4 separate regions of the Homo sapiens genome follow, and regions 1, 2 and 4 are each linked to region 3. A link is a loop called in an ENCODE intact Hi-C map of the cell type or tissue named here. Cell type or tissue: endothelial cell of umbilical vein. All regions are shown on one strand.

Region 1 (8,000 bases), 220 kb before region 3:
CAGCTGCGGAGGCGGATTCCTCTGGGGTGGGCACTGCAGGAGCTGGGAAGGCAGGCTCCTCTGGGGTGGGCACTGCAGCAGCTGGGGAGGCGGGCTCCTCTGGGGTGGGCACTGCAGCAGCTGGGGAGGCGGGCTCCTCTGGGGTGGGCACTGCAGCAGCTGGGGAGGTGGGCTCCTCTGGGGTGGGCACTGCAGCAGCTGGGGAGGTGGGCTCCTCTGGGGTGGGCACTGCAGCAGCTGGGGAGGTGGGCTCCTCTGGGGTGGGCACTGCAGCAGCTGGGGAGGTGGGCTCCTCTGGGGTGGGCACTGCAGCAGCTGGGGAGGTGGGCTCCTCTGGGGTGGGCACTGCAGCAGCTGGGGAGGTGGGCTCCTCTGGGGGGGGCACTGCAGCAGCTGGGGAGGTGGGCTCCTCTGGGGTGGGCACTGCAGCAGCTGGGGAGGTGGGCTCCTCTGGGGTGGGCACTGCAGCAGCTGGGGAGGCGGGCTCCTCTGGGGTGGACACTCTGACAGCTGCAGTATCAGGCTCCTCTGGAGCATGCACTGTGGTAGCTGGGGTGACAGGCCCTTCTGGTGTACCATCCTCCTCTGTGATGGGTACTGTAATAGCTAAAGCAGCCCACTCTGGGGAGAACCCTGCGACAGCTGACATACCCTCCTGTGTGATGGCTGCTGCAACAGCTGGAGCAGTCTCCTCTGGGGAGGACACTGCAGCAACTGCAGCAGTCCCTTCAGGGACAGATACTGTAACAGCTGGGACAGTAGCCCTCTCTGGGGCTGATACTGCAGCAGCTGTGACATCCTCCTCCTCTAAGGAGACTATTGAAGCAACTAGGATGTCCTCATGTGGAAAGGGCACTAAAGCAGCAACTACAGCAGTTCCCTCTGGGGCAGGCACTGCAGCAATTGAGGTACCCTCCTCTGGGCTGGGCAGTGCAGCATCTAGGGCATCTTTGACAGTGGGTACTGCAGCAGTCCGGGAAGGTCTCTGGAGGACGGGTATCCATTCCTCTAAAACTGGTTCAGTATTACCAGCCTTGGTAACTTGTTTCTCTGGAAAAATATTTAGGAATGAATCTGAATCTCTCCTTTCCATCTCCCCTCCCTCTGATGATGCCACATTCAGCTCAGGCTTTGTATCATTCACAGTTTCCACTCCATCTGGATTAAGTCTCAGTTCTTCAACCAGCAGGTGCAGACTCAGAATCTCTGACTCTGGGGACTTCCTCTGGAGATCCTGGAAGACCTGCTCTGGGAAGTTTCTGTGGAAATGTGCTGGAGCTTGATCCTCCAAAAGTGTGGCTTGATAATCCAGCTCTTTTGCCTCACCATCCTCATCACAAACTTTCTCCACAGACAATTCACAAGTGACCACATTTCCCATTGATGTCAGACTGTTATTTTCTTGATTAACAGTTACATTCCCACTTTCCAAATGAATTTCATCTGTTAGTAAATTTGATTCATATAACACCTCTACTTCAGGTCCTGAGGTAACATCTGTTAGTTCATGATTAAAAGCAAAACTGAAGGTGACCCTCTCAATGCACTCCTCACCATTCCCCTCAGTTTGACTGCAGTCTCCCTGGGACAAACTGCCATTGTCTTTGGCCAGCTCAGAAGCAATGAAGCCTGATAATTTTTCTTCATGAGAAACCCTGTGATCAGAGTTCAGCAGTCCTCCTGGGTCCAGCTTTTCCAGTGAATCCAGATCAGCTGGCTGTCTGGACTTAAATTCTGCAGTCCTGGGGCTAAAAGGCACTTTTTCACATTCCTCCTTGCTAACAGTGGAAGTGTCTCTCATGATATCAACGTGGGCAATAAGTTCCACAGCATTAGGCACCTGAGAAGAATCCAGGGTATTAAAATATCCACAATCCAATCTAGTATCATAATCTTTTGCCCTTACATGTAAAAGGCCTAAATGCTGTTCCTTTTCTAAGGCAGCCCCTGAAAAATGACTAATTACGAGTAAATTTTCTGCATCCTGGGATGCAGCCAGCCCTTCAGAAGAGATTTGATTCTGTAGCTCAACTAGAGGAGTTACTCCTTCTTCACATAAACACTCCTTTTCAAGTTCAAGAAACATCTGCACTGAGTCTGTGTCAGAGAGCTGTTCTGCATCAATAGTACCCACAGTACATGCTGAATCTGAAACAAGTCCCTCTAACCCCTGAGCAGTTCTGTTTGCCACCTCACCGAGAATATCCTCACCTGTAAGAACACAATCGCAATCCAGGGGTATATCCTTGGGAACAGTAGCCAACTGGTCCTTGGCTGGCTGTGGGTCATCAGGGCAACAAATCTGACCAAGAGATAGGTGGCCAAAAGTCCTCAAGACAGCAGCTAAGCAATCGGATCCATCCTCCACCACTGCTGTGTTTGCTTGTTCTCTTTCTTCAAAAATATCTGCCAGGCTGTTCTTCTCATCTGCCATCAGAAAAGTCTTTTCCCTGTCTGACAGTTTCTCTTCCTCCCACTCTCCCTCAGCCTCCATCATAATCCATCGCTCATCCTCCTCAAACTTTAGCTCAGACTCTGTTTTCTCTCTCAGGCTGGGGGTTATGAGAACATGCAATTCTGGATCTAACAGCTCTTCACTCAGGCAAGGGGAGAGAGGTGGCATTTCCACAGTGCAGGCTGTGTCCCCAAGGGGGTGCTGCTTCTCACTGAAGCCTCCCTTAGCTAAACTTTTTGTGGCCCTCGGCCAGGTTGCACTTGAGAATCTGGATTCCTGCATTACATCTGTGTTACCACTTGTTGCTACAGCTTCTGATTCTACAGGCTGGAATTCATGAGGAGGGTTTGCACTGTGCTGCTGAAATCTAAAGTCCTGGCAGTCTCCACTTAAGTTTTTAAAATCTTGCACCTCTGGAATACCTATGGATTTGGACACATGTTCCAGAGTTACTGACTCTGACTGAGGTTCCCTGTGGTCCAAATGACCAGAACTTTCTGTTAATGCAGAACTGGACTCCTTCTTCTCTTGCAAGGAAGGATTTGAAGCACCAGCTTCTGAAACCTCACTGAGAGAAGCTTCTATCCTCTCTGCAAATTCTGGGAAGTTGGGTGGCATGAAGGACTTCCACGATCTCCTGTTAACATTGTCTTTGCGTTCTGCATTTGGCCGCCTTCTGGGTGGCACAGGTGCTGACTTCTGCACATCACTGCTTAGCTTTAGTGCATCAAATATTATCCTCTCATCCAGCTTCTTACCTTCTGGTGCTCTAGATTCAAAAACATTAGATGCTGCTCCTAATGTACCATTGCTGGATATAGTACTTCCTTCCATCTTTTCCATGGTGCTTTTTGAAGTCTGGTTAAGCTTTGACCCCTGGTCAATTTGCTCATTTATCCTCATCGTATCATATATAGACCGTTGTGGAACATAGCAGTCCTCTATGTAGCCATCCTCCTCCTCTCCTTTCCCCAGGCAGCTGGGGTTCCGCCTTAAACAGTCTGGTCTGCTGAGTGGCTTACCCATCCTTTTTCAATCAAGATGAACCATCAATCTTTCAAAAGTATTTTTCACAGGTTCCCCCCAAATGCATTCTACATAAGTTATAAATCCTTTTAGCTGTTCATACCCCAAACCACCAATTGCATCTGCCCTCCAGAAAGGCCTGGAAGTTCCGTTTTGAAACCATTCTGGGAGAAGCTCTAAGACAAACAGCTTTTTCCTCACAGGCTAGCAGCCTCATGGTTGACAGACGATATAATTTAAAATAATTCCTTGTATGGCTTATGGTTTAATTTTTTTTAAGAGCACTGCTCTTTCAAATACAGTCAACAAAAATCATCTGATATTGACGAGTCTTTTTCGATATCTAGTTCCACTCACTTCTCACCGAAGCAGAGTTGGGAGCAGCAAATTTATGCCGATTGTATCCTTTAATAACAATGGCACAGCCTCTCTAGTCTTCAAGTATGGCCCAAGCTCCTAAGAATTCCTTTCATTTTATCCTCAGTTCCAGCCCTGGAGAGTCCAGCTGGTCTGAATTAGCCATTCGTCCTCCCTAGCTGGGGTGTTTGCATTTGAACTGGGCTGGTCGGCGGATATTCCTGCAACTTTAAACACAGGAAGTCCTTCATTCGGGGCCAGCTTGGGGCTTCCTGTCTCCAAAACATCATGGCATTGTTGTGGCTCCCAGGCCAACCCTGCGCTGTAGCTGCAAAACAAGGCGAGCGGAGCCCCGCGCCAGGCCTTCGGAAAGGCAGGCGGGCGGGCGGGCAGCAGCAGCGGCCGCGGGTCTGTCGGAGGGGCTCGCTCAGCACGGCCCGCTTCCCCGCGCCATGCCGCGCGCCCCGAGGGCCAGGGTCGCCTCACCGCAGGCTGCAGGTGGCTCCCGGCCGCGCCAGCCTCAGGTCCCGCGCTCAGGAAGTTAGTTTGTCCCTCCGGCAGCTGAGTCCCGAGTGCTGTGGGCGCCGCCTCGCCCGCCGCCGCCAGTCCCCGGCCCGCAGCCGCCACGCCGTGGGCTGCATGACAAGCAGCCGCCTCTATTCTCCACCACGCCGCTGGCCCCGCGGCCCCGCCGTCCTCCCCGCCCGCAGCTGTCACGGTCCCGGCATGCAAACTTCTGGCTGGGAACAAAAGGCTCCGCTAGGGTCGGGCGGGGGGCGAGTCCTCCTCCCCCGCGCAGCGCGACCCGCTAGCTCGCTAGCTCGCTGGAAGTGCTCGGCTGGCGGGCGGCTCTCCTCCCCCTTCCCCGCGCCGCCGCGCTGCGCCGCCCCGCCCGGGCAGCCCCCTGGAAGCCAGGGAGCGCGCGACGCGGAGAGCACAGGAAGGAGGACGAGGGCGGGGGCGGGGCCCGGCGGGGGCGGGGCCGGGGAGAGGAGCGACTCCGAGAGTGGAGGGAGCGGTGGAGAGGATTGGAGGCTGAGGCGCCGAAGGAGGGGCTTCTGCGGGATTCGGAGCGAGAGACCCGGGACGCCAGCCGTTCGGCTCCCGCAGCCCACGCCCACCGCGCCCCGGGGCCAGAGGGGAACGCCCCGCCCCCGGAGAGGGCGCAAGGAGAGGAACGGAACCCGCGCGAGTCTGGGCTGCGCGGCGCAAATCCCCTGACAAAGGAAAGCCCCGCCCTCCTCCCGCTGGCCCGGCCCCTCCCGCCCCTGTCTCGCTCCAACCGGCCCGGCTCCGAGCCCAGCCCAAAGGCGAACGAATCCAGAAAGGGCGCCCGCGCTCCCCCAGCTAGCCGGCTCTGGCGACGGCCACTCGAGTTCCCGTGTGCCGGCAGGTCGCGCCGGCTGGGGTAGGCCGCCTGCATCGCTCTCGGCTCCATCTCTGCCGCCAAAGGCTGTCCCTGCTCCTTCCAGTGTCACCTTTAGCGCGCCCCTTGCCGGACCGAAGAACACTCCAGCCTTAAACCCGGCACTTTCCCGGTGTCCCAAAGGAATTCGGTCACGCTCAGAGACCAAAGTTATTGGATAACTCTAGGCACATTCTACCTTCCCTCTCCCCCTTCTCAAGTATATCAAGTCCTGGTCAATTCTCCCACCAGGATTTCTCTGCTCACAGACCTGAGTGGTATCAATGACGGAAGAAAATGGGGTGTTGGGGGAGGTGGGGATGCCAACAGCTGAGCCCTACGACCAAACACCTGGGTCCTTTATAGTTGCGCACAGCCAAGGAAACCTGAGCCTCCTTGGACCAGATGAAAAGCATGGGTATTTCAAATCTCAAATAGAAAACACTAGAGAAAAGTCGCTCACAATCCCGTCGTCCACGGCCTTTGGCTTTTAGAAAAGCCACTTGGTCACCTGGTGACTGTTAAACAAAGAAAGTACAAAGGGCAACCCAGGAAACTGTCCACCAGAGGCAGCTGCATCTCTGAACGGGTCCAATACTCTGTTCTATTTGTGATGGCCATTCTCTGATTTTATGAAGGAAAAAAACATCTATTAAAATTCGGAATCTCTGTCGGACCATGTGGTCAATATATACCGCAAAACTTATGGAAAAGTTATTTCTATCCTTTACACAAACAGTAAGTGAAACCAACACCTGGTGTATGAAGATCTGGCACTGAAACCTTGAGCTGAGCCTTAGGCTTACTTAGGGAATCAGACTGGTCCTTGGCAAAAATGAGAAGTGCGCTGAAGCCTGTAATCGGAATTAGGCAACTAAAAGACCTTTCTCTGGTAAAATGCTTTACACTTCATTTCTCACTTCAACAACGGCTGCTGATCAATTCTACCCACTCAAATCCAAAAGACTCTGCCCATCTGTAAACTGAAAGGGGTGGGGAGGCCGACTAGGTTGTGTCTTGACACCCTTTCTAGTTTTAATATTTTTTAGTTCTAAAACTTTTAAAGGCACTGCCCCAGAATCCTGTGTCCTCTTGGTCGTATACTGCCAAGACACTAGAAACCCTGTCCTATGAAGAACAAACAGTGCAAGACCCAATAATGTCTGACCTAGAGAAAGTTCTAGGAGATGTAATTAGCATGAAGTATCTGAAGGGCTGAGACGTGGGAGGAAGGAAACTTGTTCTGGGTATCTCCTTAAGCTGGCACACTAAGATGTGAGATTTAAAACCAACAAAGAGCTTCTCACAGCTATTCAAAGAATAGAGTGTCCCCTAAACTGGTGACTTTCCTGACCCTGGAGGTGTTTGAGCAGAAATTCAAGCAATCACTTGGCAGAGATTTGGGAAAACAGATTTACAAATCTTCTGCAGTTTGTTCAGATGAATTTTAAAGTCCTTTCTAACTCTGATACACTGTAATCCTAAGGACTGACAGCTTACAGATCTGATACTTAACAGTTTAGGGAATCCAGGTTTTAATTTTCCTTTAATTATTCAGCACAACTGGAAAAACTCAGGGAAGGAAAGATCAATTTTACTAGCAAATATCCCTGGCCAAATACATTCACTTAAGTGTTCAGATATCATAACAGACTGTTTAGCATGCCAGGGCCCCTCTGGTTGGAAGAATCTGAGGAATTCTGGCTCTGGATGAAACATGGGTGGTTATTCTATTATAAAGAATGTTTTTTTTTTTTTTTTTTTTGAGTGAGACTCTGTCTCACTCTGTCGCCTAGACTGGAGTGCAGTGGCGCAATCTTGGCTCACTGCAATCTTTGCCTCCTGGGTTCAAGCGATTCTCCTGCCTCAGCCTCCCCAATAGCTGGGATTACAGGCATGCGCCACCGCACCCAGTTAATTTTTTGTATTTTTAGTAGAGATGGGTTTCACCCCTTGTTGGCCAGGCTGGTGACCTGACCTCAGGTGATCCACTCACCTCAGCCTCCCAAAGTGCTGGGATTACAGGCGTAGCTACTGTTCCCAGCCATAAAGAATTATCTTGATGTGGAATCACAAACTTCATGAACAGAAATTCCTTTACTGTTTCCTCACCAAGTCAGGTATCAACCAATCCAGACTTTTCTTAAATAATTCCCTCCCATGTCTATCTACCAATATTCTTACTACTCTCATCAGTGATCCATATAAATAAATAAATGGAGCATTCCTACGACTATGAAATTCAGATTCGAATTACTTATTATCTGCAGTCACACTCTCTCTAATTAGGGTGTTAGGAAAACAAATTTAAATACAACCTAAAGAGAAATTACATATAGTAATCTAATCCTCCCACCGCACCTCCAAAAAAACCCCAGAACCCAAAGCCAAAGAATACTTTCTGAGTGCTTTGCTCTTTTTAAAAAATCATCAGTATGTGTTTAGAAATAAATCAAGAGAGGAAGCACAAGTTCTCCTCCATGTCTTAATTTTTATCTGTTCATGAGTTTCTCCTTAGTTTAGGTATGTGAAACTCTGCCAATAGCCATCTCAGGGACTGAAATAAATACCTGATACAGCTTTCCACCTCTTGTTGCCCTGATAGCTACAAAAAAAAAAAAGCATCTGTTCATTTCACATGCTGTGTATAAACTTTTTAAAAGAGAAATACAGGGAGCTCCAGAGACCCTCTTCAGATATTTCCCCCACCCCTGTAACCACAAACATATGCACTGAAGCCAAATTTCAAATGAGTTT
Region 2 (8,000 bases), 130 kb before region 3:
AGGTACTTTCACTGCTTCTAGTCTAATCTCAATTTATTCTCTATTGTTCCACCAGAATACTTTTTCTAAAACCCAAAGATGACCACATCACTCTTCTCCTTAAAAAGCTTTCAATGATCTAGAATAGAGCTTTTCAAACACCAACATGCATATAAATTATATCCCCATATAATTTATTAAAATGCAGAATCTGATTCAGCAGGTCTGAGATTCTACATTTCTAATAAGCTCCCAGGTGCTACGGATGCTACTGGTTCAAAGACAACACTTTGAGAAGCAAGAATAGAAGATAAAGCCACAACAATGGAACAAGGCCTGTCATGGGTTGGCCCCAATCTCACCGCTAATTTTCCATAGTCACTGCTCCTTATTGTGCCTTCTAGCTATATCAGAATACTCTCTATTTCCTCATATAATCAAGTATTTTCATTCTTCTCTGCCTGGGATTATGCAGTTCCTTTGCCTAAAACGTCCTTCTGCTGTCTACTTAAAAAAACTCCGGGTAGAAGGAAAACAAGGAATGAATTTGTGAAGGAACCCATAAAAAAATAGTAGTAAGAACATTAAAATATAATCAAAGCAATTGCTACCACTTACTGAGTGCACTTTAAGTTTGAGGCATGGTCCTATGTATACATTATCTCATTTAATCTTTACAATCACTCAGTGAGGTATTATTGTTCTCACTTTATAGATACAGTAACAGAAACATAGTCTAAGTGCATACTCAAAGTAAGCCTGGAAAATGGTGAAGGGTTTGAACTCAATTCTTTCTTACAGTGAGTGTTCTGTTATTAACTAAAGGAAAGCCTTCATTCAAAAAGTATTTGTTAAGCATCTTCTATGTACTTGCCATTGTTTTGAGTGCTATACACACACACTGAGAAACAAGTCAGGAAAAACTTTGCTCCCTTGGAACTTACATTCTAGTAAGAGTCACAGAATAAACAAATAAATATGTAATAATCTCAAGTTATTTTTTTCTTTTTTTTGGAGACACAGTCTTTCTCTGTTGCCCAGGTTGAAGTGCAGTGACACAATCACGGCTCAATAGCCTCAATGTCCCAGGCTCAAGTGAGCCTCCTACCTCAGCCTCTTGAGGAGCTGGGACTACAGGTGCACACCACTACATCCAGCTAATTTAAAATTTTTTTTTTTACAGATGGGATCTTGATATGTTGCCCAGGCTGGTCTCAAACTTCTGGGATCAAGTAACCCTCTTGCCTTGGCCTCCTAAAGTGCAGGGATTACAGGTATAAGCCACCACACCTGGCCTCAAGTCATTTTTCCTTAAAGATATTCTAAGAGAAATAGGGGAGAGCTAAATCATTCACGGCCTTATAAACCATGTAAGAATTTAGAATTTTATTACGACTATGATATGAAGCCATTGGACAGTTTTGAGCAGGAGAGTGACATGATCTTATTTGCTGTATTTCATCTATTCTAAGGTACACATTTTCTCCACATTTTAGTCTTTCAAATTGGAACATATTTTAGAATCAATGGCATGTCACATAACTGGCAGAGTTTCTTCTTTTTTCCTCTTTTTGGCATGCAGAAAATTATGGTGTAGCTTGTAATCAATGGAGTCTAAGATTCAGTGACATGCAATATGTTCTAAAAAGGGGATTTTGGCTACTCTGTGGGAAAATAGCCTGTGGGGGCCAGAGCAGAAGCAAGAGACCAGCTCAGAGGGTACTGTAGTAGTCTAAAGAAGATTCTTCACTGGAATGTGAACTAGGGAAATAGAGGGGAGATAACGGCAGGCAGTCAGATGTGGGACATGTTTGAAGACAAGAGCCAACGGAGAATATAAAGCTTAAGGCAAAGAGAACAGTTTAGGATGACTCCTGGGTTTTTTGCCTCAGCAATTAGAAAAAAATGGCCATACTATTTCCTGAGATAGGAAAGACAAGTAAGAAGCATATTTAAGAAGAAAACTCAAACATTCTGTTTTTGCCATGTTAAGTTTAAAGGGCCTACGGTCACGCAAATGGAGACTCCTCAAATCACAGCCAACGTCTGCTACTTCTCCAAGCAACCCCAAACATGGGGTTGCAGGAAATACACATCTGCTTAACTGAAGGATCAGGCCAGCTTGTAGCATAAGAACTCTGCTTAATTTGTCTAGAAACAGAACCTACAGTGAAGATGTAGGTTTTCCTGAGCTGGTGATGATTCATGTTCTTTTTGGGATGTGGTAAAGTTACCTTTACAATAGTAGAGTACTGCTGGGAAAATTTTTGACATTGATCCAGTTTTGTCTGATTTCTCTCAATTTCTGCAAATAGGGCCTAGGAAGCAAAATATCACAACATTATCATTGCCATTACCACCATTGAAAGAGCTGAACATTTACTATGTTCTAAGGCAGTAGTTTCCAAACCTTAGCTGCATCAGAATTGCTGGAAAGGGTGGTTAAAACACATACTGCTGGGCCTCACCTCCAGAGTTTCTGGTTCAGTGGGTTTGGGTTCACAAATTTGCACTTTTTTGTCTTTTTAATCTTTTGTAGAAACAAGTTCTCGCTTTCTTAACCAGGCTGGTCTCAAATTCCTATCCTCAAGTGATCCCCATGCCTCGGCCTCCCAAAGTGCTGCAATTACAGGCAGAAGCCACTGTGCCCAACCCAAGAACTTGCATTCCTAACATGTCCCCAGGTGATACGGATGCTGCTAGTCTGGGGTCCACACTTTGAGAACCACTATTCTAAGTATTTTACATGTATCACTTCAGTTAATCCTAGCAACGATAATCTCATAAGGTAGGTTAAATAAATAACAAACTATGTCCATTTTACTGATAAGGAAGTAGAACACTGAGAAGCTAAATAACTTCTTCAAAGGCTTATAGTAGGTAAGTGAGCCAGAATTGGAATCCAGGCAATACAACTCCAGATCTCATACTCTTAACCATAATGCTAAACAAAACAAAACAAAACAAAATACCAACAAAAAAAAAATGCTTAAAATAAATCATTTTCAAAAAAAAAAGAATCATTTTCTTCTACTTACAATTTTCCCTTGGTTTTCAAAACCCCATATCTAATCCTAGTAAAATAAAATGTAATATAAAAAAAAACAAAATAAAGATAATTTTAATCTGTCCATCTAGTGGTTTCAATACAGTTACAGAAACTCAGAACTGAAGGTACCTTACAGGTTCTCTAGTCTAAATGCAAAACCAGTATCTTGGGACGATCCTGCTCAAACCACTCAAAGAAAAGGGAATTTGGATATCTTCCATTTGGAGGAAGCTTTAATTGCCAGTACATCATTTTCTTTTATGATAAAGAAAATTTAAATTTCTAACTCTTCTCGCCAGAGCTACTACCACACTCACCGTCTGCTGGCTGAGCTGCTCCGAAAGCACTCTGCTATCCTCTGCCTGGCCTGGCTTCATCATTTCCTGCTGGGCAGTGGTTTCCTCAATCCACTTGATGAGAGTTCCATGGCAGGCTCGGTAATCTCCCAGAACTTCCTGGATACTTTCTAGCTCAGATTGGCTAGAAGAACAAAGGGAAACTGCTATCAGATACCTTGGTACAAATACAATAAAGTAAATGAGGTAATTCCCTCTTTAACCCATGTATCCAGCTGGGCTTGACCACAAACGATCCATCTTTATCTACGGGGAACAGCGATGCAAGGCTGAGTGAGACCTATGCATGTACCAGTGCCCTATGGTCAAAAAAGTGAGTAGAAACCAGTTGTGACCTGCTAGCCCTGGATGCTGCCTTGTGGTCTAGCATCCCACAATAATCCTTGTCAAATTTTTCACCTAGGTTGCCAAGAATTACCAGGGTGACCAATAAGGTAGTATTGGCTGTACAGTTCTATTCCCTGATGACAGAGTACCTGTCAGTACAGCACAGCTATGATTTATGAATCACTATAATTTCTCAAGGAGAGAGGGGAGAGAAGTGAAAAATAGTCATTATTTCCTGCTACTTCCAATAAGTCATATCACTTCTCTAGTCTAACCAGCTTTGTGATAAGACTTCAATTAGAATGAAAACTTATGAGTTGTTAAGCTCCTCTCCCTACAAATTTCCCTAACCAGCTTAGCCTCCAAAAGGTGCAGTTTCTGTCCTTCCTATTTACATCTGTCATTAGAAGCAGGACCTCTAGTAACAGAGATGAAAAATTACTGAATTAGCAAATGAGATGAAAGCAAGAAATTCTGTAAAGCTCCATCATAAAAAATGGCTCATATTTGGATACAAAGCTAATAAAACAAGAACTAGAGTATAGGTTTTGTCCTTGAGAAAAGATCACCAGGGACCTTTCAAGTCTACATTCCAGGAAGCCATTGTCATCAGTGGCTTAACTAGAAAAGACCTGGGACACAGGAGAGGCATTACATCTGCTTTGAGATTGCCGGTCTCACCTTTCTGTCACTTACTTGTCCAGAATTTATGTGGTTTTTAAATTTCCACCCCTCCCTATCCATTTCCACCTTTAAATATAAATGTACAGATATAACTCTGTTTTTGTTTAAGACCTAGTCCCTGAACTCTAATAGGAGAAAAAGGTGGGGCCACCACTCACCGAATCTCGAGCTGGGCAATGACTCGGTGCCAACGCTCCTGCAGCTGGGAGCCTTTTTCCTGATAGCGCTCCAAATCCAGATTTCGCTCTGGTGTCAGACGACTCATCTGCTCTGCCACTACCTTGGCCTTGGCAATTTCCTCATCCAGGACTGAAAACACTGAATTCTTGTCCTTCACATCACTAAGCCAGTGCTGTGGAAACATAAGTACAGAAACAGGTTGTATACTTTCCATGCTAAAAAGGAGTCAGTCTAAGGTGGGAAACAAGGACACGGTCTACAGCTATTTCCACATTGTATATGTGATTGTGCCCTGGAATGTTTGTGCCAGGACTGCCTCCACATGTCATGGTCTCTGCTTTCCTGATACACACTGGGATGCCAAGGACAGGCAGTACTCTATAGAGAAATGTGCATAGAACTTGTGTTTGAAACCTGGCTTCACCACTTATAACATATGAAACCAAAATAAGTCATTTAGCCAGAGTAAGTGTTGGTTTTCTCATCTGTAAATGGAGAGAAAAATCTCTTCTTGTCCACCTCACAGAGTGGCTTGTGAGAATCAAATTAGATAACAGCTAAGTGATTTATAAACTTATGGCACAACCACTGACTGTATCCAATTAATCCATGATTTTATTAAGGTGAAAAGGGAAAAAATAAATAGAAAAACCTAGTCCTTTCTCTTCCCTTTCTAGCTAGACATACTTCTCAGTCCCTTCTTCTTTGAATACATATTAAAATATATTTAATGACATTCTGCCTTATTCAAATGCAAATTTAAATCAGTGTCATGCCATCCAAAATTGCATTTCTCTGCTAACCCAAAGCAATGAATATGTTAGGTCAACCTCCTAAGAAACTCAGAGCAACTCACCCGTAATGTCGACCAATGGGCCTCCAGAGCTGAGAGATCTGCCAGTACTACTTCTTCTTGACTCAGCTTAATCTCATAACCTTTGACCAAGAGTTCAGCATCCTGTATGCTACGTACTATAACATCAACTGTCTTTAACCTGTGGGGACAAATACACATTCCTTCATTAACACATGAATTTTAGGAGCCAGGGTTATATACCTGGAGTGCTATAGAGAGGTTCATAAAACATAATAACCAAAATCAATGTCACCATTTTTAGATGTTGACAGGGTTTTGTGAAAACAAGTAAATGTGGTTTTTATGCTGCCAATTTAAGCCAATTCAAAATAAAGTTCTAAGTGGCATTGGAACATGCATACATGTGGTGGACTCATGGAAGAAAGGCATGAAGCCAGAAACCCATTTTACACTATGAAGAGTTTAAGATGCGCTACTCTTCAAGGTCATAGGTAGAGATGGGTGGGAAGAGGGAAGACCTTCAAAGTCTAATACCTAGTGTAACTAAAAACTTTTCTTTTTATTCTTTAGTGTCTCTTCCTTTGTCTTTATGCCATTAAGTATTATTTTCAGAAATATTTAATCAAACAGAAGTGAGGTAAATCATAGTCCCAACACTGCAAATTAATTCCCCTTTCATATCACTGGCACTTCTTCACTGCAGTCCAAATGAACCTACTTAATGTTACTAGGAACTGAAGCCAAGACCTCTCATTATCAGTATATGCTCTTCAGGATCTATAATCTCTCTGTATTATTCATGAAATACTTTAAGCCTTTCTCTTTCTTATCCCAATGGAAAATATTGCTCTTGGACCCAAAACCTCAGCTCACTCACTTATTCAGATATACAGTAGAGAGACCATAGACATGGTCCATCTTCTCCACCAGCAGATTCAGTTCTGAGCGCAGAGTTGGGACACTTGAACTAGATGGAGACTGATGGAGAAAGCTGTCACATTTCATAGAAACTGCATCCAAGTCTGACCTCAATTGCTGTAAATCCTCCTGGGTGTGCTGCCAGGAACAAGACACACATAAAGAGGGAGACAGAATTGAACAAAAAAGGTAGAAAGAAGTCCACATTTGTAATAGCTAAATATTGGAAACCACCTAAATGCCCATATATAGGAGGCTGGTTGAATAAACTATGAAGCAGACATACGATGGAGAATTATGCAGCTGTAAATGAAATGAGAAAGATTTCTGTGAATTAAGTGGTTTTAGGATATATTTTTAAGCAGAAAAAGCAAAGTCAACAGAGTATCTATAGCATGTTATATTTTGTATATAAAAGAAGGGAAAATGAGAAAATATATGTGTATATGTTTATACAAAGAGACAGACAGAAAGGATAACCAGAAACTAATGAGATGAAAAGGATGGAATTGAAAGGATCGAAGGAAGGCAAAGGGGATAAAAGGACTAGCTAGAGGGGAATACACTTCTTTTTGTATAGATTTGACTTTTAGAACCATGTTAATGTTTTACATTCTTGTAAAGAAATAAATAAGGAAAATTTAAGGGTGGCTCTCAAATGGAACACAACAGAAATATATAAGCCTAACTGTATTTCAGATAAATAACATAATCACACTGAAGGGGAAGAAAGGGTAAGAACACACACAAGCAATTTCTGAACTCAGTATTCGAACTATAGATATACCTTTAGGCTAAAGACATAAGGAACTATAAATAAATGTTAAACTCTAGTTTGGTAGGTTTGTTTACTGCAGTGAGTTAACAATTCTGAAACTACTATCTGTAAATGCTAGGACTGAACAATAAGTAAATATACTGTGGATAACATAAAGCAGGTTTTTCTCTCTTGGGGAAGGGGGTTAAAAATATGGAAAGAGGCTAGAATAATCCCTGTGCTATGGGTTGGGAACTGGATGGGGAGACAAATACATATGAATTTGTGTGTGTGTGTGTGTGTGTGTGTGTGTGTGTGTGTGTGAGAGAGAGAGAGAGAGAGAGAAAGAGAAATTGAGAGATCAATAAATATATTGATCTATATCTGTAAACTTACGTACATGTATATGTGTGTATATGTAACACGTGTGTGTGTGTGTATGCATATATATATTTGTAAATATATGTTTTCTTTTTTTTTTCTTGAGACAGAGTTTCGCTCTTGTTGCCCAGGGTGGAGTGCAATGGCACGATCTCAGCTCACTGCAACCTCCGCCTCCCGGGTACAAATGATTCTCCTGCTTCAGCCTCCCAAGTAGCTAGGATTACAGGCACACGCCACCATGCCTGGCTAATTTTTGTATTATTAGTAGAGACGAGGTTTTACCATGTTGGCCAGGCTGGTCTCCAACTCCTGACCTCAGGTGATCCACCTGCCTTGGCCTCCCAAAGTGCTGGGATTATAGGCGTGAGCCACCACACCCGGCCTATGTTTTCTAGCTCTGTCTGCTAAGTGGGCCTATAAGCAATAATACTCCAACAACAATGAATACATTTGGTACCCAGATCTTAGTTTCTAAATAATATTCTCTGCCCAAAAGAATCAGAACTCCTTGGAGAAACAGTTGATTTCCAGGGTTGAGACTGGAAAAAG
Region 3 (8,000 bases):
AATGGCACGATGCAGACATCAAAGCCTGGCCCTGAAACTCTTGTCATCTGTCCCCTCCCATGAGTACACTAGGCATCTAACTGAAGACAGGCAGAGGATGTGGGCTTCAGATAACTTAATTAGGAGACATCCATGACTCTGCCTCTAAGGTTTGGCAATGTGGTATTGAGACAACTTGCAAAGGCCCAGAATGTCTACAAAGAACATTCTACATACAAAAGTGTCATTGAATACAATAAAGTAAGGAAAATCTCCATATTTATTGCTCCGTATACATAGATGCCATGAGTATTATAGTAGCATGGAAATTATAAGCCCAGTCTGCCTGGGTTTAAATCCATACTACTATGTATACATCACATTTAGCATCTTTGGGCAAGTTACTTAACTTCATGGAACCTCAATTTCCTCATCTGTAAAATGATGATAATAATAGCATCTGTCTCAGAGTTGTAGTAAGGATGAATGAGTTAATGTGTTTCAGGTGCTCAATACCTGCTCAATAATTGCTGATTATAATTGTCATTATTTGGAGGAGCAGCAAACAAACTACATCTGACCACAAAGACTATGAATATTGCTCAGACTGTACGAAACCTTGGCAACTGATAACTTACCTCACCTAAATTACCTAATCTGTCTAATCTCAGTCTCCAACTTACCAACCCTGCCCTCGTTCACCACAACAGTAATCTCCTTGAAGCATGTATAATGATTGGCACATTTTAAATGCTTAATAAATGTTTATTTATAACTTCACTGTAAAACTTTACATTTCTCCCTATCAGCAAATTAAATCCAAAACTCTCTGGCTTCACAATATTTCCCTCATTATCCTGGCACGTTTTTCCTTCCCATCTCCAGATATTAAACTCCTATTTCTATAGACCAGCTTAAAGCCAGTACTTCCACAGAATTATCTCCAGTTCCTCCCTCCATCCCAGTGAGAAGTAAACTTCTCCCTCCCTTGAGCTTTTATTATACTTTATCTGTTTCTCTCATAAAGTTTAGCACTTTGTGCTTTATAATACAGCTGAGCACATATTGTTACTCCCTCACTAGACTGTTTTTGAAGCTAGATAAATGTCTGCTCTCCTTTATAAAATCTTAGTCACTAAATAACTATTTGTGGAATGAGCAAATTAATAAATGAATGAGAGGATCTGAGAACTGCTTAAGAGCAAGAATGGGGGCGGGTGCACACTAGAAAGGGCAAAGCTGGGCCCAGTGAATTATGAATACTCCCAAAATATAAACATTTCTTCTGGTAATGCATCTTTTTTGACCACAAAAACATACAACCGAGAACAAGTGCCTGGAAAACCATTCATCTTATGGCAGAAATAACTCAAAATGCTCTTCTAGAGAGGCCTAGTAGGTAACATACACTAACAAGGGTGTCGAACCATCTTTAACAGTGAACTTCCAAATCTACCTGGGAATTTAAAAGAAAAAAGTGTCTCCAAGAACACAAGTGTAAGTTTTGCTTTTCCTTGGAGCTGGAAGGAAGATAGTTTATTAATTCAGAAATTAAACTGCTTGGCTGGGAGCAGTGGCTCACCCCTGTAATCCCAGCGCTTTGAGAAGCTGAGGCAGGAGGACTGCCTGAGGACAGGAGTTTAAGACCACCCTGGGCAACATAGCAAGACCCCATCTCTCCAAAACATAATAACACTTAGCCAGGCCCAGTGGTTACACACCTGTAGTTCTAGCTACTTGGGAGGCTGAGGCAGGAGAATCACTCCAGCCCAGGAGTTTCAGGCCACAGTGAGCTATGATCACACCACTGCACTCCAGCCTAGACAGCAGAGCAAGACAATAGAGAAGGGAAGGGAGGGGAGGGGAGGGGAGGGGAGGGGAGAGGAAGGCAGGGAGAAAGAAATTCCACTTTTGGCTGGGCATGGTGGCTCACGCCTGTAATCCCAGCACATTAAAAGGCTGAGGCGGGGTGGATCACCTAAGGTCAGGAGTTCAAGACCAGCCTGGCCACCCGTCTCTACTAAAATTACAAAAATTAGCCGGGCATGGTGGCATGTGCCTGTAGTCTCAGCTACCTGGGAGGCTGAGTCAGAAGAATCCCTTGAGCCCGGGAGGTGGAGGCTGCAGTGAGCTGAGATCGCGCCACTGCACTCCAGCTTGGGAAACAGAACAAGACTCTATCACAAAAAAAAAAAAAAAAAAAAGAAAAGAAAAGAAAAGAAAAGAAAAGAAAAGAAATTCCACTTCTGGAAATCCCTCCGGATATGGATTCTGCCCAGGATCTAACTCTAGATGGCCTTCCTATCAAGCTCAGCAACTGAAGGTCTTACCCTTAAGAAAGAAAAGGGAAAGTAACACTAAAGAGGAGGGGCAGAAAATAAAGTGAGAGATGCTCTGGTACAGCACTTAGAAAACTCACTCTTGGCCAGGTGTGGTGGCGCATGCCTGTAATCCCAGCACTTTGGGAGGACGAGGTGGTTGGATCACCTGAGGTCAGGAGTTCGAGACCAGCCTGACCAATATGGTGAAACCCCATCTCTATTAAAAATACAAAATTACCCAGGAGTGCCTGTAATCCCAGCTACTTGGGAGGCTGAGGCAAGAGAATTGCCTGAACCCAGGAAGTGGAGGTTGCAGTGAGCTGAGATCATGCCACTGCACCCCAGCCTGGGCAACAACAGCGAAACTGTCTCAAAAAAAGAAAAAAAGAAAAAAGAAAACTCACTCTTAAACCCAAGTGCCTGCCTCTCTCTCTCTCTCTCTCCCTCTCTCTCTTACCAGGGCTGTAAATATAATTTGTGAGCCAAACCTATATTCAAATTCTGATTTCACAATCTCTAGTTGTGTATCTATGAACCAATTACTTAATCTCTTTAATCCATAGTTATCTCATGTCAAAAAGGGATAATAAAATTACCTCTTCACAGTGTTACAGTGAGGATTAAGTGAGAAAATGCATAATATATTTGGCACACAGTAAGCATTAACTATTTAAAAAGCATTAAACATTGACTCATTAATGCCAACTCTTGTTATTATGATTACCACACAAGAGACCTCCTAGCAGGGCATCAAGTCATCCTCAGTGGCAAATGCAAGAAGGTAAGTGAAAGTAATGTGTGGTATTGAACAGCTCAATGACTAAGTCAAATTAGGCTTCGACAGCATTGCTTCAAAAAGGGAAAGGACAAGAATATCTAGTCAACCTCAACAGCCATATTACCATTTTAAGTAATCTCTCTCTCTGGCATTTTGACCCTTTTCCCCAATGAAATAATATCTATCTAGTAAGCTTTTTCCAGGAAACTCTGGTAGCCAACATCTTAAAGAAATGGAGAAAAAAATGATACGAAGAAAAGAAGCCCTGTCTATGGGGACTGTTCCAGAATCTTGCCCAGGATTGTTATTTTTGTCCAGAAATATTCTTTTTTTTTTTAATTTTTGAGATGGAATTTCACTCTTGTTGCCCAGACTGTAGTGCAATGGCACAATCTCGGTTCACTGCAACCTCTGCCTCCCGGGTTTAAGCAATTCTCCTGCCTCAGCCTCCCAAGTAGCTGGGATTACAGGCATGCGCCACCATGCCCGTCTAATTTTTTTGTATTTTTGGTAGAGACGGGGTTTCACCATGTTGGCCAGGCTGGTCTCGAACTCCTGACCTCAGGTGATATCCACCCGCCTCGGGTTACAGGCATGAGCCACTGCGCTTCGCCCATAAAGTTCTTAATACAAGTTCACGCCTTTTGTTTCTGCTCTAATATTTTAAAAAACATAGTACTGAATATACAAAGATGTCACAATAGACAAGGAATCCAGCTCATTTATCACTAGATTAGTGTTTCTCTTATTGAGAGCCTAACCCTCAGTGACCCCTACTGGACAAAGATAGATAGACACAGAAGACTAAGTTTTTAAACAACAAAGAAAACTGTGTTGCTTTTATTCTGATGAAATTCTCACACATGGAACTTTCATTATACAAGTTCAAGCTTGTGTCAAAATCTATATACACCTGTAACATAGAAGGCAACAATGCTATGTCCAGTCAGCTCATTCCTTTTATGGGAAACATTATCACCATAAAGTTGGTTGGCTTCACGGCTGCCTCAACAGGATCGTCAGTATTTATGGTTTTGTGATGAGTCCTTATAGAGAAAATAGCAGACAGAAAAGGAGCAGTCACTGGCACACAACTCCTACCCCTCAGTACCTTGCAATTTTTCCATTCCCCGAGGTGACTCACTCTTAACACAGCCCAGACTACTTGCCAGCAGTCAGGGCCACTATGTGTGCCTGGTGAGTAATGCTTTCCCCAGCGTGCATCCTCCCAGCTGCCTCTGACTGAACAAGTCATAAAAGGAAATCTGGGTAACCATTTTTAAGTTTTTTGTTTTTTTCTTTTTTTGAGACAGAGTCTTGCTGTGTCGCCCAGGCTGGAGTGCAGTGGTGAGATATCGGCTCACTGCAATCTCCACTTCCCAGGTTCAAGCAATTCTTGTGCCTCAGTCTCCTGAGTAGCTGGGATTACAGGCATACACCACCACACCCAGCTAATTTTTGTATGTTTAATAGAAACGGAGTTTCACCATGTTGGCCAGGCTGGTCTCGAACTCCTGGCCTCAAGTGATCCACCTGCTTCGGCCTCCCAAAGTGCTGGGAGCCACCGTGCCTGGCCCAGTTTTAAGAACACATGTCCCATCCTAAACACAAGGATAGCTCCTCTCAGCTCCCTGCAGGGACTCAGAGTTGTAATGAATTCCCTCTAATGGCAGCCAGGTGGCAATGCAGAAACAGGCAAAGGCAGAAAAGCCAATGAGTATGATTAAGCCCTTACTCTCTAAAATCTGGGGACCACAGCTTCTACTTTGGATAAAACAAAAAGTAATGGGCATGAAGCAGAGCCATCTGCTATCACACAGCATCACACCCTGTGGCACAGCCCTGATGAAAAGCCCAATCTCAGAAGAAGGAGGCAGCCTCTTAAGTATCTGTCCATCCATCCTTAGGTGTCCCAAGTAGTGGATGAGGAAAACGACAGCATCTGTTTTTTTGATTAGTGACTGGCACATTAATTGAAAAATGGACAACAGTTGTAGTTAAACTTTCTCCCAATAGATGTTCCTGGAGTATCTAATCCTTCAGACATGAATCTATGGAGTTAGTGCAAACATTTTGGAAACAGCTGCCAAGAGCTAGGTAAGTGAGAGAAGTGGAGGAAGGTCTTTGACACAGACAATTTACTTCAAAGCTATCTTAAGCAATAATAATTCCTGATAAATTGTCAAACAGGAAAACTTTAAGTAGGACCCAACTGGGCCTGTACTTTACTGCTAGGTTAAAAAAAAAAAAAAAAAAAGAAAGAAAGAATCACCCCAAATACATCATATCCAGTGAATTTTTAAAATTTTCTTAAAAATCAGAGCACCTTCAATACAGTTGCCTACATTTTTTCCCTACCTATAATCCTTGGGTCTCTGATGCTCATATATGCCTGGGAAGAAAACTATTATCCAGCTTAGTTTTTGTTGTTGTTGTTTTGGGGTTTTTTTGTTTGTTTGTTTTTGAGACACAGTCTCACTCTGTCACTCAGGCTGGAGTGCAGTGGTGCGATCTCAGCTCACTGCAAACTCCACCTCCCAGGTTCAAGCGATTCTCGTGCCTCAGCCTCCCAAGTAGCTGGGATTACAGGCACACCACCACGCCCGGCTAATTTTTGTATTTTTAGTAGAGACGGGGTTTCGCCATGTTGGCCAACCCAGTCTCAAACTCCTGGCCTCAAGTGATCCACCTGCCTCGGCCTCCCAAAGTGCTGGAATTACAGGCCACCGCACCACCTCCAGCTCAGTTTTTGACAAAATCCAGAATACTCAAGATCCTGATTTTTATCAAAAAGAGAGAGAAAGAGAAAAAGAGAGACAGCACAAGGCGGTGGCTCACGTCTGTAATCGCAGTACTTTGGGAGGCCGAGAGGGCAGATTTCTTGAGCCCAGGAGTTCGAGACCACCCTGGGCAACATGGCAAAACCCTGTTGTTATGAAAAAATACAATAAGTTAGCTGGGTGTGGGGATGCACATCTGTAGTCCCAGCTACTCACGCCACTACACTTCAACCTGGGTGACAAAGCAAGATTCCATCAAAAAAAAAAAAAAAAAACAAAAACAAACACACACACACACACACACACAAAAGAAGAGAAAGAAAGAAAGAAAAGACAAGAAAAGAGAAAGGAAGAGAGAGGAGAGGGGCGGGGAGGGGAGGAAAAAAGAAAGAAAGAAGAGAGAGAGGCAGCGAAGGAGGGAGAAAAGAAAAGAAATTACCTATGGCATACCTAATTACTAAAACCAAAAAGATATTGACAAAAATTTTCAACAAGAATGAAACAAAAAGCACTCTCTGGTTAACCTTTGATAAACCAGAATATCTAAATAAGCACATATCAGATTTTATCAATGCATTTAGACATTACAGAACTAGAGACGATTATAGGTCCAGTTCTGTTCTTGGCTTATTAAATGACTTCAGGATCGTTTAACTACACTGGATCTGTTTACTCATTCATAAAATGAGTTCACATTCTAGATCTCTAAATTCTTTTCCAGCTCTAAAATTCTGTGGTTCTGTGAAATATTTAGTTGCCTAGGTACTATGTTGATTGTTATCAATAACAAAAAAAATTACAAAGCCAGTCTTATGCTACTATCCTTTAAGAGCTTACAATCTAACTGGAGAAATATGTATACAGATAGTCTTAACATAAAGCAGTACAGGCTGTGTCAGGAGGGCAAGACTATAAGAACTCAGTGAATGGAACTTCAGAAATTCAGTCAATGAAATGGTCATTTCCTGTTGGGGAAGTCAAAAAAAAGGCTTCCATAGATAAGAAATATAACCTGGGACTAGAAGAATGTATAGGATTTCAACAGTCTGAAATAAGAAGAGTAAACACTCCAGGAGGAGAGATAGCATGAGGAAGAGAATGAAAAACAGAAAGTACAAGTGACACTAGAATGAACCACAGGGTTTGTGTATTTGGGTTGGGGTTGAGGAGGCTCAGAGAGAGGTAAGTAAATTGGGAAGATTAACTTCTGCCAACTTTGGGGTATCCATCACAAATTTAATAAGCACATTTAGCTCCCTTTCAGAAACCTCAGAAAAGTGACAGTAAGAGAATTAAAATGGCACAAACCCACAGAAAATAAGAATAAGAAATAGCAACAAAAGTTTGATACACTGGAGTGTGGATAAACAAATGGTCGAAAACTTAAATGTCAGCTTTCTTTCTCTCTGCTAAGTGCCTGCAGGAAATGGGCAACAATAAGAAACAAGGTAAATTGTACTGCAGAATCCCAGAAAGGCTCAGAAATTGGAAGCACCAGGAACCTCTGAAGACTTGGTAGGAGAAGGCATGCTGCAGAGTAAGGCTGAAAACAAGATTGGTTGGAAGTCTTCAGGCCCGTGTGAGGTCAGGAGCCAGGTGTCTCAGTGAAAACAGGGATATTAAATGAAATCTGACAATGGGCCGGGCATGATGGCTCACGCCTATAATCCTAACACTTTGGGAGGCCGAAGCAGGTGGATCACCTGAGCTCAAGAGTTCGAGACCAGCCTGGCCAACATGGTGAAACCCCGCCTCTACTAAAAATACAAAATTAGCTGGGTGTGGTGGCACGCACCTGTAATCCTAGTACTTTGGGAGGCAGAAACAGGTGGATCACCTGAGCTCAGGAGTTCGAGACCAGCCTGGCCAACATGGTGAAACCCCGCCTCTACTAAAAATACAAAATTAGCCAGGCATGGTGGCAAACACCTGTAATCCCAGCTACTTGGGAGGCTGTGGCAGGAGAATTGCTTGAACCTGGGAGGCAGAGGTTGCACTCCAGCCTGAGTGACAGGGTGAGACTCCGTCTCAATCAATCAATCAATCAATCAATAAACTTTGACAATGAACGATGAGGCCCTTCCAGACTGGCCAATTGCTCCACTTGGCCCAGAGCTCTAGCTACCAGAATTGGCCCCCAGA
Region 4 (8,000 bases), 66 kb before region 3:
AGACATACCATGCCAAATCTGATGCAAGACGAGGCGGGGGGTGGGGGGGCACTCCACATGATCCTTCAGTAGTCAATCAAAAGCTTCACAAGCAGAGAACCTTTCCCCACACACCAGAACACTTAGCTAGTATAGGCAAATACCAAGCCCTCAGAACGGCAAAGAAAAGGAATCCATAGTTAAAACTGAGAAAATATTCTGGGAGCGGTGCTCCCACCTACAAGAAGACAAATAAATAGGCATTTGGCTGTGCTGAAATAACAGAGAAAAGCAGGCAGCCAATATGCATGCAGAAGACAGACTAGGCCAAAGCTGCTATTACCTTTCTGTAAAATTGGTAACAGGAAAAAGAACAGTGGGCTGTGTCAAAAGCCCTGGAAGTTATAAGGTCAATTAATAATTATAATAAGTTGTTACTAGTAACTGCTGCCCACTGTTGAGTTCATACTGTGTTCCATCATCCTAACCCATACCTCTCTCATTCTCTAAACCTCTGTCAAGTTATTTTATGGTATGTCTGTTCTCACTCTCCTAAACAATAAGAGTCCAACTAGATGGTCTGTATCTAGTTCAATTTTGTATCTTCTGTAGTAGATTCTTTTTTTTTTTTTTTTTTTTTTGTGATGGAGTCTCGTGTAGCCCAGGCTGGAGTGCAGTGGCACAATTTCAGCTCACTGCAGCCTCCACCTCCCGGGTTCAAGTGATTCTCATGCTTTGCAGCCTCCCAAGTAGGTGGGACTACAGTGCGCCAACACACCTGGCTAATTTTTGTATTTTTAGTAGAGATGGGGTTTTACCATGTTAGCCAGGCTGGTCTTGAACTCCTGACCTCAAGTGATCTGCCCACCTAGGCCTCCCGAAGTGCTGGGATTACAGGTGTGAGCCATTGCACTCAGCCGTGTATCTTCCATACACTCTATCTAAGACCTTGCTCATAACATTCCCAGTCAATGTTTGTGGAATTCAATTAAATAATACATTTTCCTGCAAACTAAAACCACAAAGAGATACAATTTCACACTCACTGTGATAGCTATAATCTAAAACAGACAATAAATACTGGTGAGGATGTAAAGACACAGGAAACCACATACATTGCTGGTAGGAATGTAAAATGATACACCATTTTGCAAGACAATTTGGCAGTTTCTTTAAAAGCTAAACATGCTTACTGTACAATTAAGAAATCCCATTCCTAGGTATATACATGTATACACAAGAGAAATGAAAACATAAACCCACACAGACTGGTATGCAAATAACTTTATTTATAACAGTGAAAAAGTGAAAACCACTCAAATGTCTATCAACTGGCTTAATATTTAAACAAAATACATGATATATCCATACAACAGAATATTCAGCAATAAAAAAGAATGACGTACTGATATGTGCCACAACATGGATGAACCAAAAAATATTATGTTAAGTGAAAAAAGCCAGATACAAAAGACCATCTATCATAGGATTCCATTTATATGAAATGTCCAGAATAAGCAAATCTATCAAGATAGAAAATAAATTAGTGGCTGCCTGAGGCTGGTGATGAAAATGTGCAGTAACTGTAAATGAACAAGAAGGATCTTATTTGGATGATGAAAATGTCCCCAAACTAGATTATGGTGATGATTGTACAACTCATAAAAATCATTAAATTAGTTGATTTGATGGTATGTAAATTACACCTCAGTAAAGTTTTTTTTATGAATGCATTTTCCTAAAATAAACAAACAATAGAAATTATAACCAAAAAGGTGTTTTAAAACATTTAGCTAACTACAGAGAATGGGAAGATACAGAATGGAGGGAGCAGAGATGGAAGCTAGACCTCTCTGAACACAATTTGTATTTAACTTTTTAAAATTTCCCTTTGGAACAATATAAATGATCTACATAATGTAAGGTAAAATTGAAAGGAAAAAAGCAACCCCCCAAAACTGAAAGCAAATAAAAACAAATGAACCTTAATTGTGTATTGAATTTGTGGCTTAACAACAATAGAGAGAAATTATTTCAAGTGACTTCAAAGTAATCATACTGCTAACAATAACATTCATATTGTCACTTGGATTCATATATATTACAAATAATATATATGATTTTACAGATCTCTGTGTGTGTAGGAAAAGAGTAAGTAACCACATTACTGTTGTTAAGATCAAGATTTTCAGTATAAGAAAAAAAATGATATAAAGTCAAAGAGGTTAAACAAAACCCTGCAATCCTAAATTTGAATTAGAAATATCAGTAAAAATTCATGGGGTTTTTTGTTTGTTTGTTGTTGTTGTTGTTGTTTTTAGAGATAATACAAGTATTGCCTAGCTCTGCCCACAGAAAAAGCCTAGAAATGATGGGCAACCAGCCGCGTGTGGTGGCTCACGCCTGTAATCCCAGCACTTTGAGAAGCTGAGGCAGGTGGATCACCTGAGGTCAGGAGCTCGAGACCAGCCTGGCCAACAACCCTGTCTCTACTAATAATAAAAAAATTAGCTGAGCGTGGTGGCACACGCCTGTAATCCCAGCTACTTGGGAGGCTGAGGCAGGAGAATCGCTTGAACCTGGGAGGCAGAGGTTTTGGTAAGCCGAGATGGTGCCATTGCACTCCAGCCTGTGCAACAAGAGCGAAATCTGCTTCAAAAAAAAAAAAAAAGAAAAGAAAAAGAAAGAAATAATGGGCAACCTAGGAGCATTCAGACTGTGGTCAATAAATAGAGAACCAGTTCCTAGGGGAGATTAAGAATTTCAGGCCTGGGACAGAAAATATAAAAAAAGAGTCTGGAATACCTCATCGCACAAGAAATAAAGGAAATTATCAAAGACCACTGTGGTCATGCCAAAGGACTCAGAGTCAACTTGAAAGCCTCTTTACAGCCAAAGATGGAGCTATTTGATTTTATTAAAAAGAATAATAACTGTATTTGATTGGAACATTAAGTCTGCTTAAAAATCCACAAGTCACAGTGATACTAAAAAAAAAATGGTGAACAAAGGAACTATTATTGGTCACCTTTGGAGAATCTTAGCGAACCAACTAATTATTCTGAAAACTAGTAAACAGAAAGAAATGAAATTTTTAAATGCTTCAAGGAAATGTTTCTTCTGGCCGGGCACGGTGGCTCACGCCTGTAATCCAACACTTTGGGAGGCTGAGGCAGGTGGATCACCTGAGGTTGGAAGTTTGAGACCAGCCTGACCAACATGGAGAAACCCTGTACTAAAAATACAAAATTAGCCGGGTGTAGTGGTGCATGCCAGTAATCCCAGTTACTCGGAAGGCTGAAGCAGGAGAATCTCTTGAACCCGGGAGGCAGAGGTTGCGGTGAACGGAGATTGCACCATTGCACTCTAGCCCGGGCAACAAGAGCGAAATTCCGTCTCAAAAAACAAAAAAAGAAAGAAAGAAAAAGAAAAAGAAAAAAGAAAAGAAAATGTTTTCTCTATTTAAACATTTGTTATGGCCTGGTACGGTGGCTCACGCCTGTAATCCCAACACTTTGGGAGACCGAGGTGGGTGGATCACCTGAGAGCAGGAGTTCGAGACTAGCCTGGCCAACATGGTGAAACTCTATCTCTACTAAAAACATATAAATTAGCCAGGCATGTTGGCAGGTGCCTGTAATCCCAGCTACTTGGGAGGCTGAGGCAGGAGAATCTCTTGAACCCAGGAGGCGGAGGTTGCAGTGAGCCAAGAACACATCATTGCAATCCAAGAGCAAAACTCGGTCAAAAAAAAAGGAAATTAATTTAGTTGTAGTAGTTGGGGTGAATAGAGACAGTGAATAAATTCTCCTTACCTCCCACCTATGAGACAAACATTGGGCACTCACAGTGAGGGCAGGTTTGTGACCAAAAAACAAACAAATTTCTCTAAAAGCTCCTCTGTTCATAAGAGTTCCAAAGGGATAACTGTAGTCCTCCATGAAAGCTCAACAAAGTTTCCCATCCTGCCAGACAGAGCACACCTACCAAGTTCATGTTCCTGGTTATCCCTATGCCCAAAGCTTGCCTGAGGATACCCTGTGGTTCCACAAAAATACATTACCACCACACAATCCTAGCCCTGTCCATGCTGGTGACTGCCAGCATTGCTTCCAAACTAGAGCCTCAAGAAACAAGCCTAAGCACTCAGATTTTTCTCTCAGGAATTCGGGGACACCTGTTGTTCTATCTTTAACCAGCAGGTAGCGCCAACTCCCCAGCTAGGATGTCACCTTGGCCTCATCCCTGAAGTCGGCACCCTGCCTTCTATTCCCACTAGCTATCAGCCTCTAATCCATCAGCCTCATGTGCAGCAACTGTGTATCAGAGAGAGCTGTCTGAGAAATAGCTTTGTTTGGCTGACCTAAAAGGGATGTAAAAGAACAGCCTTTTTATAAAAATAGGGCTGTACTTTTCCAATAGCAATTCAGATCTAAAAAGGATTTGCCTTCTTAGGAAGAGGAAGGCCATGTGACCATGTGAATATTCTTCAAGATGCTCTTGGGTGTGATGGCCGCTGCAAGGTTGTGCTTGCCAGCACATATACAAACCCAGATACTAAAGTATTCTAATTAACGAGGCTTGTTTAAAGGTTATTAGAGATGAGAAAAAGTCTACATTAGAGCAGGACTATGAACCTTCACTCCACCATTCTAAAGCATCAACACCAACAGCTTTTCTCAACCCTCATATTCTGAGTCCTTCAAGAGCCTCATTTTGATTCAGCTGAGCAAACAGACCTCTAATAACCAGACTGCTGAGGACAGGGCCAAACCACAAATGGGTAAAAAAATCCCTCCATTTAATTAAGCAAATAATTAGGAAGTTTTGCGTTTACGATACAACAGCTTGTCTGCAGATCAATCTTAATTTTCCTTTCCAACTCCCATCCACCTTTGTTCACTGACAAATAGAGAGAAGGAAGGCTCAATGCTGTCTGTGGAAGGCAGTGCAACTTTCTAGGCCATGTCCAAACAAAGCAACAGGAATTCCAAACTTCACATGCCCTACCTGGAAATGCAAAATAATGGTCCAGATCAGACCCAGGGTCAACTTGGGGTTGCCATCTGTGATGTCATCATTGCGAATATTCACTAGTTTCACCTGAAAAAGAAATAAAAGCACGGCTCAGAGCTCTAGGACTTTTTGTTTTGATTAAATTTTTGCATCACTTCATTATTGATTTACAGTTAAACTGATTTCTTTTTTGGTGTACAGTTCTATGAGTTTTAACACATGTATAGATTCATGCAACTACCACCACAAAACAGTTTCATCACCCCAAAAAGGTCCCTTGTGCTGGCCCCCTCCTTGTAATCAAACCCTACTCTCACCCCTAATTCCTGACAACCACTGATCTGATCCTGATTCCTTGTTTTGCTTTTTCCAGAGTGTTGGATAAATGGGATCATGCAGCATGCAAGATTTTGAAACTGCCGGCCAGACGCGATGGCTCACGCCTGTAATCCCAGCACTTTGGGAGGCTGAGACAGGCGGATCACGAGGTCAGGAGATCGAGACCATCCTGGCTAACACGGTGAAACCCCGTCTCTGCTAAAAATACAAAAAATTAGCCGGGCATGGTGGCGGGTGCCTGTAGTCCCAGCTACTCAGTAGGCTGAGGCAGGAGAATGGCGTGAACCTGGGAGGTAGAGCTTGCAGTGAGCAGAGATTGTGCCACTGCACTCCAGCCTGGGCGACAGAGTGAGACTCCGTCTCAAAAAAAAAGAAACTGTCTTTTTATTTCACTCGGCATAATGCCCTTGAGATCCCTATCCAAGCTGTTGCATGAATCAACAGTTTGCTCCTTTTGATCGCTGAGTAGTATTCCATTATAGAGATATGCTACTCTTTGTTCACCCATTCATCCATCGAAGGATATGTGAATTATTTCTAGATTTTGGCAATTATGAATATTCATGTGCAGGTTTTTGTGTGAGCACAGTAATTTCTTTAGGGTATATTCCTAGGAGTGGGATTGCTGGGTTATATGATATATGATTAGCTTTATAAGAAGTCATCAGAGTAGCTACGCCATTTTGCTTTCTCACCAGAAAAGCAACCTCGCAAGCACAAGGTATTGTGGGTCACTTTTTTATTGCCATCAGGGCCAAGATTTCTTTCTTCTTTGCCTTTTTTTTTTTTTTCTTAAGGTTCTGAGAGAGAAAGACAGAAAAGAGAGATGCCTCTCTTCCCTCACCAGTCTTTGGCCTGCTCTCACCTCCATTATCCCATCTTTGTCACAGATATCCATACCTGCCATGCCTCCCGCAGCACCTGCTTTACTCCTAAAATCTCATCCCAACAACTCAATGTGCCCTGACACACCCTCTTCCCAGGCTGACTTACTGCCCCAGTGTGCTGGGAACGGAGGAATTTCCTGGGACGTGGAACTTTAAAACTGGGAGTGTCCTGGGCAAACCACCCTACTTCTACTTCACCTCTGTTAGCCTCCTCAATCATACCCTCAGAGTCCTGCGACACAGTGTCCTTCAGCTGTCCTCCCTTTATCTCTTCTACTGAACTGAAACTTGTGTGTCTCCAGAGGACCCTAGTGACCTTCTCAAATGGAGGCCTCATTTCTCCCTTACAATGACATTCATCTGGGCAAGTTCTTTCCCTTTTCTGTATCTTGGTCTCCTCTTCTATACGGTGGGAGTAGGATGCAAGTGGGAAAACCTGTCCCCTCCCCGAGAATTCAATTTTTCTAATCACTAACAGTTGACAGTTGGTGGGTTACCAGTACCAGCCAAGTCCACATTCCTCAGTCCTACCTCTGTCAGCCTTCCCCTTTCATTGTGAAGTCTACCTCCCTTGGCCAAACCACCTTCCAATCTCTGCTAACCTTTTTCTCAATGACCTCACTACCTAGCTCCTATTCTCTTTTCCTGCCTCATCATCACCTTTCCTGGAAATTTAGCATTTATATTGATATCCCAAATATTACACTATCTGCACAAATTGCCTGCCTTTTGAATTCTGATGACTTTCGTTTTTCCCTACCTTGGCCATCTGCACAGCTACATCTTGGACTTTACCGTTACCAAGAACGGCTCTAGTAATCTCCCTGCCCTTCTTTGAATCCACTGTTCTTACCTGTCCACGTTTTCATTCTATCATAGTAACCAAAGCCACTTTTTGTCCTGATTTAGACTTCTAGCTAATCAATTCTTCTCATAAACCCTGCCAGTAAGGCCCCCACCCCAGCTTCCTCTAGCTCCACACACAGGCATTTCAATGCTGCTTTCTCCAGTACCCTAAACACTTCAGCAACCTCCACTTCTACCACTTTTATTTATCAATTTATTTCAGCAAATATTTATTAAGTGCCAACTGAGGACCATTCATTATGAGAGATGAAGGTGAAATGTTAAGATCTTATTCCCCGTCCTCACGGAGCCTATAATGCATTGGAGCAAACAGAGAAATAACAAGAAAATAAGAAATGTTATACCAGAAGTAAATTGTTATGAGAGCAAACAGAGAATTTTAGAAGTTAATGAGAATTACTGATATGAGTGTCAAAAATGAACTGACTCCAAAAATATGCATACCATTTAATGTCACGTTGACCCTGTTGTTGCTTGGCAACCCTAGATATCCCAAATATTTTCCATATGGCTCACTCTAAGCAGATGAACTCTTTGACTCCCTCATCCATCTTCTTTCTACCACAAACCATCTCTGTATCTTCACCCCTCCCTCTGTCATTCTCCTTGTCTCTCAAAAGAGGTATTTTTCTTTTCTTTTTCAAAGATGGCCACACCACTTGTGCTCTGCTTCTCATCCATCAATCCCTGGATTTGGTTCCTTCAGTTAGGAAGCAAAGGAGGAAGGGTGCTGTGTAGAAAGCAGCATGGATAGTGGAAGGTGCACTAAACTGCATGTCAGAAGGCCTGAGTTAAAGTCTCAGCTTTGCTCTGACTTGTGATTTGAGGCAGGTCATTTACCTGTCCAGGTCTCAGTTTCTTTATCTATAATAAGAAACTGGACTAGTACAACATTAGGGTATCTTCTCGGTG

What was found. Peaks named below come from ENCODE experiments on the same cell type or tissue, not always from the same donor. Only the 100,000 strongest peaks of a DNase experiment are listed, where the experiment ranks them.
Region 1: it touches region 3 in a loop (2.7-fold over the local background); 29 of 110 quality-filtered maps call a loop at or near these places.
Region 2: a loop joins it to region 3, with 4 times the contacts of the local background. A loop is called at or near these places in 3 of 110 quality-filtered maps.
Region 4: a loop joins it to region 3, with 7 times the contacts of the local background. A loop is called at or near these places in 98 of 110 quality-filtered maps.

The regions. Positions count from the first base shown.
Region 1 is chr1:39,405,747-39,413,746 of GRCh38, reverse strand. The region is part of intron 58 of MACF1 (microtubule actin crosslinking factor 1); the gene reads right to left. Among named protein-coding and RNA genes, the nearest start is that of BMP8A, 82 kb to the left of the region's middle. RefSeq lists silencers at 4,375-4,604, 4,615-5,224. In endothelial cell of umbilical vein, a CTCF peak has its summit at 2,646 (motif pointing right); DNase peaks (open chromatin) are centred at 2,676, 4,086 and 4,956; H3K4me3 peaks cover 3,977 bases; H3K27ac peaks cover 1,886 bases.
Region 2 is chr1:39,313,961-39,321,960 of GRCh38, reverse strand. MACF1 (microtubule actin crosslinking factor 1) reads right to left here. Exons shown (of 101, transcript NM_001394062.1): 27 at 6,270-6,448; 28 at 5,432-5,570; 29 at 4,554-4,747; 30 at 3,346-3,508; 31 at 2,214-2,297. Among named protein-coding and RNA genes, the nearest start is that of MACF1, 110 kb to the right of the region's middle. RefSeq lists an enhancer at 1-36. In endothelial cell of umbilical vein, no CTCF peak of the experiment used is centred here; a DNase peak (open chromatin) is centred at 3,460; H3K27ac peaks cover 2,854 bases.
Region 3 is chr1:39,188,535-39,196,534 of GRCh38, reverse strand. It overlaps a transcript of MACF1 not described here. Among named protein-coding and RNA genes, the nearest start is that of MACF1, 12 kb to the left of the region's middle. RefSeq lists an enhancer at 4,485-5,027. In endothelial cell of umbilical vein, CTCF peaks have their summits at 3,853 (motif pointing left) and 4,751; DNase peaks (open chromatin) are centred at 4,234, 4,774 and 6,794; H3K27ac peaks cover 7,868 bases.
Region 4 is chr1:39,255,018-39,263,017 of GRCh38, reverse strand. It overlaps MACF1 (microtubule actin crosslinking factor 1), which reads right to left. Exons shown (of 101, transcript NM_001394062.1): 6 at 4,990-5,082. Among named protein-coding and RNA genes, the nearest start is that of MACF1, 54 kb to the right of the region's middle. In endothelial cell of umbilical vein, a CTCF peak has its summit at 4,165 (motif pointing right); a DNase peak (open chromatin) is centred at 4,177; H3K27ac peaks cover 255 bases.